3 separate regions of the Homo sapiens genome follow, and all the other regions are linked to region 1. Evidence: chromatin contacts called from ENCODE Hi-C or POLR2A ChIA-PET data. All regions are on one chromosome and are shown on one strand. The core of a region is the stretch at or near the end of the contact, and the rest is flanking DNA. Distances in the headings are between cores, read along the strand shown.

Evidence for each region. A loop is a pair of places that touch in the nucleus more often than their neighbours do. ChIA-PET counts read pairs that join two places held with the same protein, here RNA polymerase II (POLR2A). Pooled maps may share reads with other maps.
Region 2: a pooled map shows a loop between it and region 1 (6-fold over the local background). The contact joins the promoter of PGLS here to the promoter of MAST3 in region 1. A Hi-C loop is called at or near these places in 9 of 37 single-sample maps with no recorded cell type and 4 of 50 pooled maps. POLR2A ChIA-PET finds 5 or more read pairs at or near these places in 2 of 52 experiments (activated CD4-positive, alpha-beta T cell and activated CD8-positive, alpha-beta memory T cell).
Region 3: a loop to region 1 is called in a map with no recorded cell type, with 6 times the contacts of the local background. The contact joins the promoter of GTPBP3 here to the promoter of MAST3 in region 1. A Hi-C loop is called at or near these places in 3 of 37 single-sample maps with no recorded cell type and 4 of 50 pooled maps. POLR2A ChIA-PET finds 5 or more read pairs at or near these places in 1 of 52 experiments (naive thymus-derived CD8-positive, alpha-beta T cell).

Annotation. Positions count from the first base shown.
Region 1 is chr19:18,096,315-18,099,970 of GRCh38, forward strand. MAST3 (microtubule associated serine/threonine kinase 3) reads left to right here and starts at 1,464. Exons shown (of 28, transcript NM_001393504.1): 1 at 1,464-1,517. The coding sequence starts at 1,479. It also overlaps a transcript of IL12RB1 not described here. RefSeq lists a silencer at 1,199-1,708.
Region 2 is chr19:17,510,353-17,513,776 of GRCh38, forward strand. It overlaps PGLS (6-phosphogluconolactonase), which reads left to right and starts at 1,297. Exons shown (of 5, transcript NM_012088.3): 1 at 1,297-1,608. The coding sequence starts at 1,321. PGLS-DT (PGLS divergent transcript) reads right to left here and starts at 1,537. Exons shown (of 3, transcript NR_147835.1): 1 at 991-1,537. RefSeq lists enhancers at 143-800, 801-1,457, 1,025-1,274, 1,768-2,062, 2,025-2,284 and 1 more and silencers at 1,335-1,464, 1,475-1,524, 1,768-2,062.
Region 3 is chr19:17,335,176-17,338,813 of GRCh38, forward strand. GTPBP3 (GTP binding protein 3, mitochondrial) reads left to right here and starts at 2,378. Exons shown (of 9, transcript NM_032620.4): 1 at 2,378-2,489; 2 at 2,833-3,080; 3 at 3,190-3,276; 4 at 3,364-3,566. The coding sequence starts at 2,437. RefSeq lists enhancers at 1,347-2,018, 2,019-2,690, 2,691-3,362.

The sequences.
Region 1 (3,656 bases), core at 214-2,713:
CTGCAAAATGGAGTAGAACAATTATCTTCAAATATCTGTGAGAGATGGTGTTTATGAGACACTTAGGGCAAAAAGGCAATCATCCTCAAAAAAGAAACTGACAACTGCAGCGGCTACCTGCTTTTGTAAGTAAAGTTTTATTGGCACCAGGGCCAGGATTAAAGGGAGGCAAACAAGGCTGAGTGGTGCAAGGACAAGGGTCTGATCATGTCTTAAGAGTTTTAGTGTTTTGGCCAGGCAAAACACCAAAACTCTTTGGCCTGCAATCCCAGAACTTTGGGAGGCTAAGGTGGGTGAATCACCTGAGGCCAGGAGTTCGAGACAAGCCTGGCCAACATGGTGAGACCTCATCTCTACCAAAAATACAAAAAATCAGCCTGGTGTGGTGGTGGGCACCTGTAGTCCCAGCTACTAGGGAGGCTGAGGCATGAGAATAGCTTGAACCCAGGAGGCAGGGGTTGCCGAGATCATGCCACTGCATTCTAGTCTGGGCAACAGAGAGACTCGTCTCATAAATTAAAAAAAAAAAAAAAAAGTTTTGGTGTTTTGGCCATATGCGGTGGCTGACACCTGTAATCCCAACACTTTGGGAGGCCTAGGCAGAAGGATCTTTTGAGGCCAGGAGTTCAAGACCAGCCTGGGCAACATAGTGAGATCCCCGTCTCTAAAAATAAAATAAAAAATAAAAGTTTTGATGTTTTGTTCATCATAAATGTTTTCATTAATTTTATGTTTTTAAAATATTATTTCTCTTGATGGCTGAGTTTTGTGGGGCCACCTTAAATTTTGCACAGGGGTGAGATCCTCACTCGCCTCACCCTAGAACCCGTTCTGCTGTGTGTACTGGGCACATTTTTTGTTGTTGTTTTGTTTTTGTTTTTGAGACAGAGTCTCGCTCTGTCGCCCAGTCTGGAGTGCAGCGGCGCTATCCCGGCTCACTGTAACCTCCGCCTCTTGGATTCAAGCGATTCTCCTGCCTCAGTCTTCTGAGTAGCTGGGATTACAGGCGCGCGTCACCACCCCCAAGTAATTTTTTTTTTGTTTTGTTTTGGTTTTTTTTGTTTAGTAGAGACAGGGTTTCACCATGTTGGCCAGGGTGATCTCGAACTCCTGACCTCAAGTGATCTGCCCACCTCGGCCTCCCAAAGTGCTGGGATACAGGCGTGAGCCACTGCGCCCGGCCAATGCGCTGGGCATATTGATTAACCTATCTTAGCCTCAGTTTCTTCATCTGCAAAATGGGGCTGAACGATGCTGCCTTACTTCTGAGAGGATTCATGCAAAATATTTACTTCTGCGCTCTGCTGGAGGGGCGGGGCCAGCTCGCCCAGTGGGGGCGGGGCCCTGTGGTCGGGCTCCCCGGGAGGGGCGGGGCCAGGCCGTGTCAGCTGACCGGCCTGGCCAATGGCACCTGGCGGCGGGGCCTGGCAGGCCGGGGCGGGGCCGGGGGCGGGCCTGGCGGCGCGGACTCCCGGGCCATGGACGAGTCGAGCCTCCTGCGGCGCCGCGGGCTCCAGGTGAGGCCCCTGCGCGGGCGGGCGGAAGGCAGAGGGCGCGGCCAAGTGGACGCGGCCTGAAAGGTGCCGGGAGGGGCGGGGCCTTCACGGGCTGTAGGGAAACTGAGGCAGAGGGTGGGGAACGCTCAGATCGCTTCTTTTTGACCACCCGCTTCTCAAAGTGCTTTTTCTCATGGTGGGAAGGGGGAAGGTGCCCCCTTGGACATCTAGGGAAACTGAGGCTCCAAGCGATGGCGTGGGAGGAAGAGGCTGAGGGCTCTGCCCCTCCCCACCAGCTGTTCTAATAATAATGCTAGCAACAGCAGCCAGAGAGCTCACCATATGTTCATGGTTGTTTTAGTCCTATTACTAGCGATGTATTAATATGAGTTCATATGTATTAATACCTCCTTGGGTCGTCGCTGCACCACTGTACACCCTCAGCTCAGCCCTACGACGACCTGGGGAGGTTGGGGCTGTCAGGCGCCCATTTGTCAGAATAAGGAAACTGAGGCTCTAGTCCCGGAAAGCCACTCTCCAGAGGTCGCCTAGCTGGGATTCGATCTGCGCCCTCAACCAGCTCTCTTACGGCACAAGGCGCTGCCAACCAGCAGTGTGACCTGGGGGGAGGGCACCCTTGCTTCTCTGGGCCTCAGTTTTCCAATGAGCCATAGGGTCCTCCTTTTACTGAGTTTATGTTTAGGAGGCTGTGTCATCAGGAGGTAGGGACACAGGCGTCGGGGACAGCAGAAGCCTAAGTTTGAAGCCACACAGGGACTACATGACCCCGGGCAGCCACCCTTTGACTTCTCTGGGCCTCAGTGTCCCCATTATAAGAAAAGAAAAACAGGAATTAAGATTTGGCCATTTTCCTCTGGGACTTAGACCACACCCTTAAGAAGCCACCAAGTTTTCAGGTAGGGAACCTGGGATTCAGCACTTACCCAACGAACATTTATGGAGCGCCTGCTGTGTGCCTGGCTCTGGAGAGGCAGCGGAGTGTTCTGCAACCTCTGGAGCTGCCCTCCTAGAAACCCCAACCTGTTGGGGGAGGTAGACGCCAGAGCAGCGGTGACCCCACGGAGTGATCAGTTGTGATAAGGGACTCACAGCAAGTGAAGGAGGCGCCTGACCCAGTCATTGCTGGGAGCCCTGGGGTAGAGGAGGCAGCCAAGGGTGGCGAGGCATTGCAGCGGGGGGCGGTATTTAGGGAAATGAAAGAGGTTGACAGAAGCTGGAACCTAGGGAGGACTGAGCAGGTGGGGTGGGGGTCGGGGACTGAGGTTAGCTCCGGGCGGGTTGAGGGGGTGAGAGGAATGGGGCCGGCGGGTCTCCAACCTGGAGCCGCACCGGTAGCTGCGGGACTGCGAACTCAGCAGGTGATGGGAAGCCAGGTCGGGAGTGGTCAGGGAAGGCACGGGCTGAGCTGCAGATCAGAGACACCCGGTCTCTGGCCGCGCGGGGGTGGGGCAGAACTGGAGGCGCTGAGGCCAGAGGCAAGAGTGGGGGACTTGGGCGGAAAGGAGGGGGCGGGGCGGGATTGGCGAGCAGCGTGGTGTTGGTGGGGGGGCAGTCCCGCCTCCAGCCCCAGTTAGATGCCAACCCGCCCGCAGCCTCTTAAAATAGAGAAACCGCCTCCGGGTAGGCGAATGGGGGTGCTGCTGACGTCAAGAAGTGGGGCCTGTTCCATGGTGGGGGGGTCAAACATTTCCTGATGGTAAGTTCTATGTTACAAAAGGGGAAACTGAGGTTCAGAGAAGCATAGCCACTGTCCGGGTTTCACAAAGTATAGGTGACAGAGTCAGACAGGATTTGAACCCACGCAGTTCCGGCTTCCTCTCCAAACCAACCCAGCACAGGCGTCCCTCCACGAAGGTGGAGGGATGAGCACGGATTCCCCGACTGAATGAGGGCATTCCGGGCAGAGGCCACAGCACGTGCAAAGGCCCAGAGGCATGTAGCCTTTCTTACCTGTTTATATGGGGAAACAAGAACTTGAACCTATTTCTTAGCACTAGAGGCTGATGGCCAGGACTTAATGCTTCCAGGGCCTTCAGTGCTGATTTTGAAGAGGTTAGACTTTCCCCCTAGGGTGATGGGGAGCTATGGAAGGTGCTGGAGCAGGAGAGGACATGCCCATATTGAGGGGCTGGGAAGACT
Region 2 (3,424 bases), core at 47-2,546, 590 kb before region 1:
CACTCTATTGCCCAGGCTGGAGTGGAATGGCAGGAACACAGCTCACTGCAGCCTTAGTCTCCTGGGCTCAAGTGATCCTCCCACCACAGCCTCCCAAGTAGCTGGGACCACAGGCAGCTGCCACCGGGTCCAGCCTTGGCTTCCCAACGTGCTGGGATTACAGCTGTGAGCCACCAAGCCCAGCTACAGCTCTCAAGAAGTACAGTCTTGTACTTCTTTTATTAAATTTATGCCTACTTTATACTTTATGATGCTATGGTAAATGGAATTGTTTTCTTAATTTGCTACTGATTTTAAAATCCACTACCTGTGTGAGTTGAACTGCGCTTACACACATCACTGAAATATCCCACTCTCAGAAGTGGCCCAGCCTCCCCAGGCCCACCAGGCCTTCTTCCCCTTCCAGCCCTCTGTCCAGGCAAGAACTCGATTGGAGGCCTTTCTGGGCACTCAGAGGGACACACCACCACACTAGGAGGGTTAGCTTAAAAAATTCAACAAGCATGGCCAGGCGCAGTGGCTTTCGCCTGAATGCTACCACTTTGGGAGGCCGAGGCAGGAAGATCGCTTGAGCCCAGGGGTTCAAGATCAGCCTAGACCATATAGCAAGAGCCCGTCCGTCCGGAAAATGTAAAAAAAAAAAAAAAAAAAATTCAACAAGCATATTTTCATCCCCTACTTTTTTTTGAGATGGAGCCTCGCTCTGTCGCCCAAGCTGGGGTGCAGTGGCACGATCTCGGCTCACTGCAACCTCCGCCACCCCGGTTCAAGCGATTCTCCTGCCTCAGCCTCCCGAGTAGCTGGGACTACAGGCGCCCGCCACTACGCCCGGTTAATTTTTTGTGTTTTCAGTAGAGACGGGGTTTCACCGTGTTAGCCAGGATGGTCTCGATCTCCTGACCTCGTGATCCGCCCGCCTCGGCCTCCCAAAGTGTTGGGATTACAGGCGTCAGCCACCGCGCCCGGCGGTGCAGGAATTTTAAAACTCACCAAAATACGCCCTCCTTCAGAAAATCCCTGCCACCTCGATAGGACGTCCTCTTCTTGAGCTCCCCTCTCCGGCCCTCCCTGATACAGCAAGGTTGAGCATTCGGGCACTGGCTTCCCGAACTCACTTCGACTCAGGCACAGCAGGCAAAGATTCAATGGGTAGGGCCGGACCGACTGCCCGACCTTCGCGGTGCTTCACTTGCCTCACTGCGCATGTGCCAAAGACAATCACCCAAAGTACTCGAAACCAAGCGGCAGGGCCGGCCCTTGCGCAGGCGTACTAGCGACGGCCGTAGGGAGCGCTTCCTCCTCCCCGCCGCCGCCCTCGCCATGGCCGCGCCGGCCCCGGGCCTCATCTCGGTGTTCTCGAGTTCCCAGGAGCTGGGTGCGGCGCTAGCGCAGCTGGTGGCCCAGCGCGCAGCATGCTGCCTGGCAGGGGCCCGCGCCCGTTTCGCGCTCGGCCTGTCGGGCGGGAGCCTCGTCTCGATGCTAGCCCGCGAGCTACCCGCCGCCGTCGCCCCTGCCGGGCCAGCTAGCTTAGCGCGCTGGACGCTGGGCTTCTGCGACGAGCGCCTCGTGCCCTTCGATCACGCCGAGAGCACGTACGGCCTCTACCGGGTGAGAGCTACGGGGGCCGCCGGGGATCACGCCGAGAGGGCCACAGCCACCGCCTACACCCCGGCTACGGAGGCCGCCGGGGGCCATGCCGAAAGGGCCGCGCCCACTGTCTGCACCTCGGCTACGGGGGCCACTGGGTATCATGCCAAGAGGGCCGTGCCCACTGCCTGCACCTCGGCTACGTGGGTCGCTGGGGGTCATGCCAAGAGGGCCGCGCCCACCGGTTGCCCTCGGCTACGGGGGCCACTGGGGGTCATGCCGAGATGGTCACGCCCACTGCCTGCACCTCGACTACGGGGGCCGCTGGGGGTCTAGCCGACAGGGCTCGCCCGCCTCCTGAACCCCGCCTACAGTGGGTCCCGCAGGACCTCACTGCGCCCTCTGCCTTTATCTAGGCAGGGCTAGAAATGGTCTACTTGCAGTCCGTCTTCCTGCTTCATCCGGTGGCCAGGCAGAGGGAACGGCACGGGCAAGGGCCTGGAAGGGAATCCGAGTGGCCCATGTCAAACGATGCCCATAACTCAGCCCCGTAGCGGACGGGGGCACGAGGAATCAGGTGTAGAGCCTGAATCTCAGGGTCCTGATCTCTAACCCCAGCGAGTTCTCGGGGATCCCTGGGCAGCTTTGCCGCTCTGATGGCTCTGCTTCCAGGCTGTTCATCTTTGGCTTTGAGCCTCAGGATTCTATAGAATCAGAGGAGCGCGCTCTTTTAAAGACAGGGTAACTGAGGCTTGGAGGAGCCTTGGCCTGGCCGAGGGAAGAGTGGGAGGGGCGGGCTCAAAGGCCAGGAACCTCAAGTCACTTGAGTCTGGCAGCGTCAAGGGACACCCCATGCTGGGTGTGCCGTCTTCTCTTTGCATAGAATCTTGAGCTGATGATGGTTTTGTGGGTTTTTTATTAAGAGAAAAGGCTTACTGAACGCTTTATATGCATCAATTCATGAGTCCGTACCACAGCCTATGAGATGTTACACTCATTTCACAGATGGAGAAACTGAGGCCAGAAGAGGTGAGCTTACCTGCCCAAGGCATCTAGTGACCAGAGGGGCAGCCAGGGTGTGATCCTGCCTCATCTGACTTCGTAGTTGGGTACACATTTAACTTCCGCCTTCCTGTGTGTGTTTTCCAAGAGCATCATTAAAAAGTTTTGGCCGGGTGCGGTGGCTCACGCGTGTAATCCCAGCACTTTGGGAGGCCGACGTGAGTAGATCACCTGAGGTCAGGATTTCGAGACCAGCCTGGCCAACATGGCAAAACTCTGTCTCTACTAAAAAAAAATACAAAAATTGGCTGGGTGCGGTGGCTCACGCTTGTAATCCCAGCACTTTGGGAGGCTGAGGCGGGCGGATCACGAGGTCAGGAGTTTGAGACCAACCTGACCAACATGGTGAAACCTGTCTCTACTAAAAATGCAAAAATTAGCCAGGTGTGGTGGTGCGCACCTGTAATCCCAGCTACTCGGGAGGCTGAGGCAGGAGTGAGGCATGATCAGTGAACCGAGATCATGCCATTACACTCCACCCTGGGCGACAGAGTGAGACTGTCTTAAAGATAAAAAAAAAAAAAAGCAGGTTTTTGGCCGGGCGTGGTGGCTCATACCTGTAATCTCAGCACTTTGGGAGGCCAAGGATGGTGGATCACCTGAGGTCAGGTGTTGGAGACCAGCCTAGCCAACATGGCAAGACCCCATCTCTACTAAAAATACAAAAATTAGCTGGGTGTGGTGGCGTGTGCCTGTAATCCCGGCTACAGGGGAGGCTGAAGCACGAGAATCGCTTGAATGTGGGAGGCAGAGGTTGCAGTGAGCTGAGATCATG
Region 3 (3,638 bases), core at 1,128-3,627, 760 kb before region 1:
TGGTGACAATAACTTCAACCACCCCAGTAGGGCTGTGATACATAATTACAGCAAGCCCTGCTTAGGAACTTTGCACGCACCATTTGGCTGCCTAGAACACTCCTCATGCACTCTTCGTCCGGTTAACACCGACTCCCTTCAGGATGTAACCTCGGAGAGGATCCCATAGAGTTGTCAAGTTTAGCAAATAAAAATACAGTCCGTCTAGTTAAATGTAAATTTCAGATAAAAGAATAAATGTTAGCTGGGCGGGGCGCACCTGTAATCCCAGCTACTTGGGAGGCTGAGGCAGGAGAATCGCTTGTGCTCAGGAGGTCAAGGCTGCAGTGAGCTGAGATCACACCCACTGCACTGCATCCTGGGCGACAGAACGAGACCCTGTCTCAAATACATATATATACATACATACATAAATGTTTCTATGTCCTATGTCTACATGGGACATACTAGTACTAAAAAATTATTCATTGTTTATTTGAAATTCACATTTAGCTGGGCGACCTGGGTTTTACCTGGCATTTGGCCAACCCCTGACTATTCTGAGTAGCTCAGTCTGTTAGACTGAAAGCCCAGCGAGGGTAGGAACGAGGGGCCAGGTCTGGTTCTCAATGCGAGCACACAGTAGGCGCTTGCTGTACGCTTGTTACAGATGTAACAACTAGCTTGTTACAGATGTAATAACTAGCTTGTTACAGATGTAACAACTAGAGAATGGCAGATGAAATATAAATATGTCATCATTTGTTCCTATTTTACAACTTAAAATATTAAAGCCTCGGCCGGGCGCAGTGGCTCACGCCTGTAATCCCAGCATTTTGGGAGGCCAAGGCGGGTAGATCACCTGAGGCAAGGAGTTCGAGACCAGCCTGACCAACATGGCCAAACCCTGTCTCTATTAAAAATACAAAAAATTAGCCAGGCATGGTGGCGCACGCCTGTAGTCCCAGCTACTTGGGAGTCTGAGGCAGGAGAATCGCTTGAACCTGGGAGGCGGAGGTTGCAGTGAGTCTAGATCGCGCCACTGAACTCCAGCCTGGGCGACAGAGCGAGACCCCGTCTCAAAAAAAAAAAAAAAAAAAAAAAAAAGCTTGGGCAACGTAGTGAGATCCCCGTCTCCACCAAAAAAACGAAAACAAAACAAACAAACAAAAACAACAAACAAAAAGAAACACCGAAAAGTTAGACTGGCATGGTGGCTCGCGCCTGTGGTTCCAGCTACTCAGGAGGCTGAGGCGGGCGGATCCCTTGAGCCCAAAAGTTGGAGGTTGCAAGAGCCGTGATCGCGCCACTGCACTCCAGCCTGGGCGACAGAGTGAGACCCTGTCTCAAAAATAAAATAAAATAAAATAATAAAGTAAATAAAAATATTGAGCAGGGCGAGGTAAGGGGGTATTAGAACTCTATTCTGTCAGACAGATTTTTCTTAACACGCAAGTGCGCCGCCCGCCCGCTCTGATCCAGAACCAGAGAATCCGCCATGCGAAGGCGCTCCCGGAGACCCCGCCCAGCCAGTGCCTGGAATTCCACCATCAGCGCTTTATTCCGAGTTTCAGTGCTGTCCTGGGTTAACCTGAAAGCAATCTCCGAGGCTCCCCTTTCTGGCTTTCGGGGAGCCAGAGACTGACCGGACACTTGGCTCTGCAGGTGCAGACCTGGACCAGAGAGACAGAGAGCCAAGGAAGTCCACAGTGGAGAGAGGGCTGTGCTGGGGGTTCCAGGAAGACTTCCTGGAGGAGGGGATCTTGGAGCTAGGCCTTGAAGACGAGTTTGTCAAATGAGGAAGGGCATCCGAAGCCGAGGGAACGGCAGAAGGGAACGCTGGGGAGGGGAGAGAATCTGGAGAGTTCCGGAAAAAGCAAGTAGGACTCTTTCCAGAAGTTCGGGCAAGATTTTCCCTGGATCAGGGCGTGGGTTCTCCAGTACTCGTCCCTCCCGGTCACCGAGATGCTCTGAGTTTCCGGTCTGAACCTGAACGTAAAGAGGTGTAGTCCCTCCTTTCTTGAACGGGAAAACTGAACGCACATAGGTCCTTGCCACGCCTAAGGCTGCGGAGTGAGCAGATGGAAAATGCGGGACTCAAAACCTCCCCTCGCTGTAATTTGCACTGCCCTGTGCCAAACTCTGTCCTTTCTTCCATTCCTTATTCCTATTGTCAGCCTCGCTGCGCTAGGACCCTAAAAATTTGGTCTCATGTTGCCCGGGGAACAACATTTCGCTACACCTACCTCCATACCGCCTCCCGCTCCCGCTCTCCCTTGCACCAGCCAATGGAAGCGAGTATCTTCAGACGGTGGGCAGGACGTATCCTAAGATACCCAATGGTGGTCGAGAATAGTTGAGCACTTTACTAGTCAAGCCGCGGAGTGGGCGGGGCCCCCTGCCCAGACTTGAAGCCACACAGGCAGGTCGGGCAGGCGGGTCGCAGGTTGTAAATCCATGTGGCGGGGGCTTTGGACCCTGGCGGCCCAAGCGGCACGTGGGCCTCGCAGGTGGGGCTACAGGGGAAGGGGTGCGACAGCTTGGGGTGCTGCTTGGACCCCAGACCCACTCCCTGGGTTTTAGGGGCCCAATTCCCTGCGGCAGAGCAATCATTCGCGTTCTTCCGTGCCTCAATCGTTCATGACCCTTGCGGCAGAGCCCATATCTGGGTCTCCTTCTGGCCTCACAGTCCCTAATCCGGTCACCCTTCGGCCTTCAGAACATCCAATTTGTGCATCCCCCAGCCGCAGAACCCCCCCACCTGGAGCATCTCGCGATCATCGAGCCCTCGGTCTACTTGACACTGAGGCTGAGCCTCCCAGGTGCGCTGATTCGCCTCCCCTCCGGTTCCAGATTGTGCACGCGCCGGAGCAGCGGCGCACCAGCCCCCGGCTCCGGCGCCACCATCTTCGCGCTAAGCTCTGGCCAAGGCCGCTGCGGCATCGCAGTGATCCGGACCAGCGGCCCCGCCAGCGGCCACGCCCTCCGAATTCTCACAGCACCCCGAGACCTGCCCCTTGCTCGCCACGCCAGCCTGCGCCTGCTCAGCGATCCCCGCTCCGGGGAGCCTCTGGACCGCGCACTGGTGCTCTGGTTCCCAGGTGAGGGTCCCCAGGTTCCGAGCCTCCTGTAGGTCCCATGACTCAGTTTCCCCCTTCCAAGGGTTTGCACTGGCTGTGCTGTCCTCCTGTCACCTGTCTGTCACATTAGGTCCCCAGAGTTTCACCGGTGAGGACTGCGTGGAGTTCCACGTGCATGGAGGCCCGGCAGTGGTGAGCGGCGTCCTGCAGGCCTTGGGTGAGTTGCAGCGTTGGGTGAGATGCTTGGTCCTCCCAATGGGCCTGGGTGGGGACCAGGGGGTGTCAGACTGGGACCTTCCTGCAGGCAGCGTGCCAGGGCTTCGACCGGCGGAGGCAGGCGAGTTCACCAGACGGGCGTTCGCCAATGGGAAGCTGAACCTGACCGAAGTGGAGGGGCTGGCGGACCTTATCCACGCGGAAACAGAGGCGCAGCGGCGGCAGGCCCTCAGGCAGCTGGACGGAGAGCTGGGCCACCTCTGCCGTGGCTGGGCCGAGACCCTCACCAAAGCAAGTCCCCCATTTGTCCATTCTCTCCCTCAGAGACCCCATCTGTGCAACCCCTGCATGAGACCCCCTCTC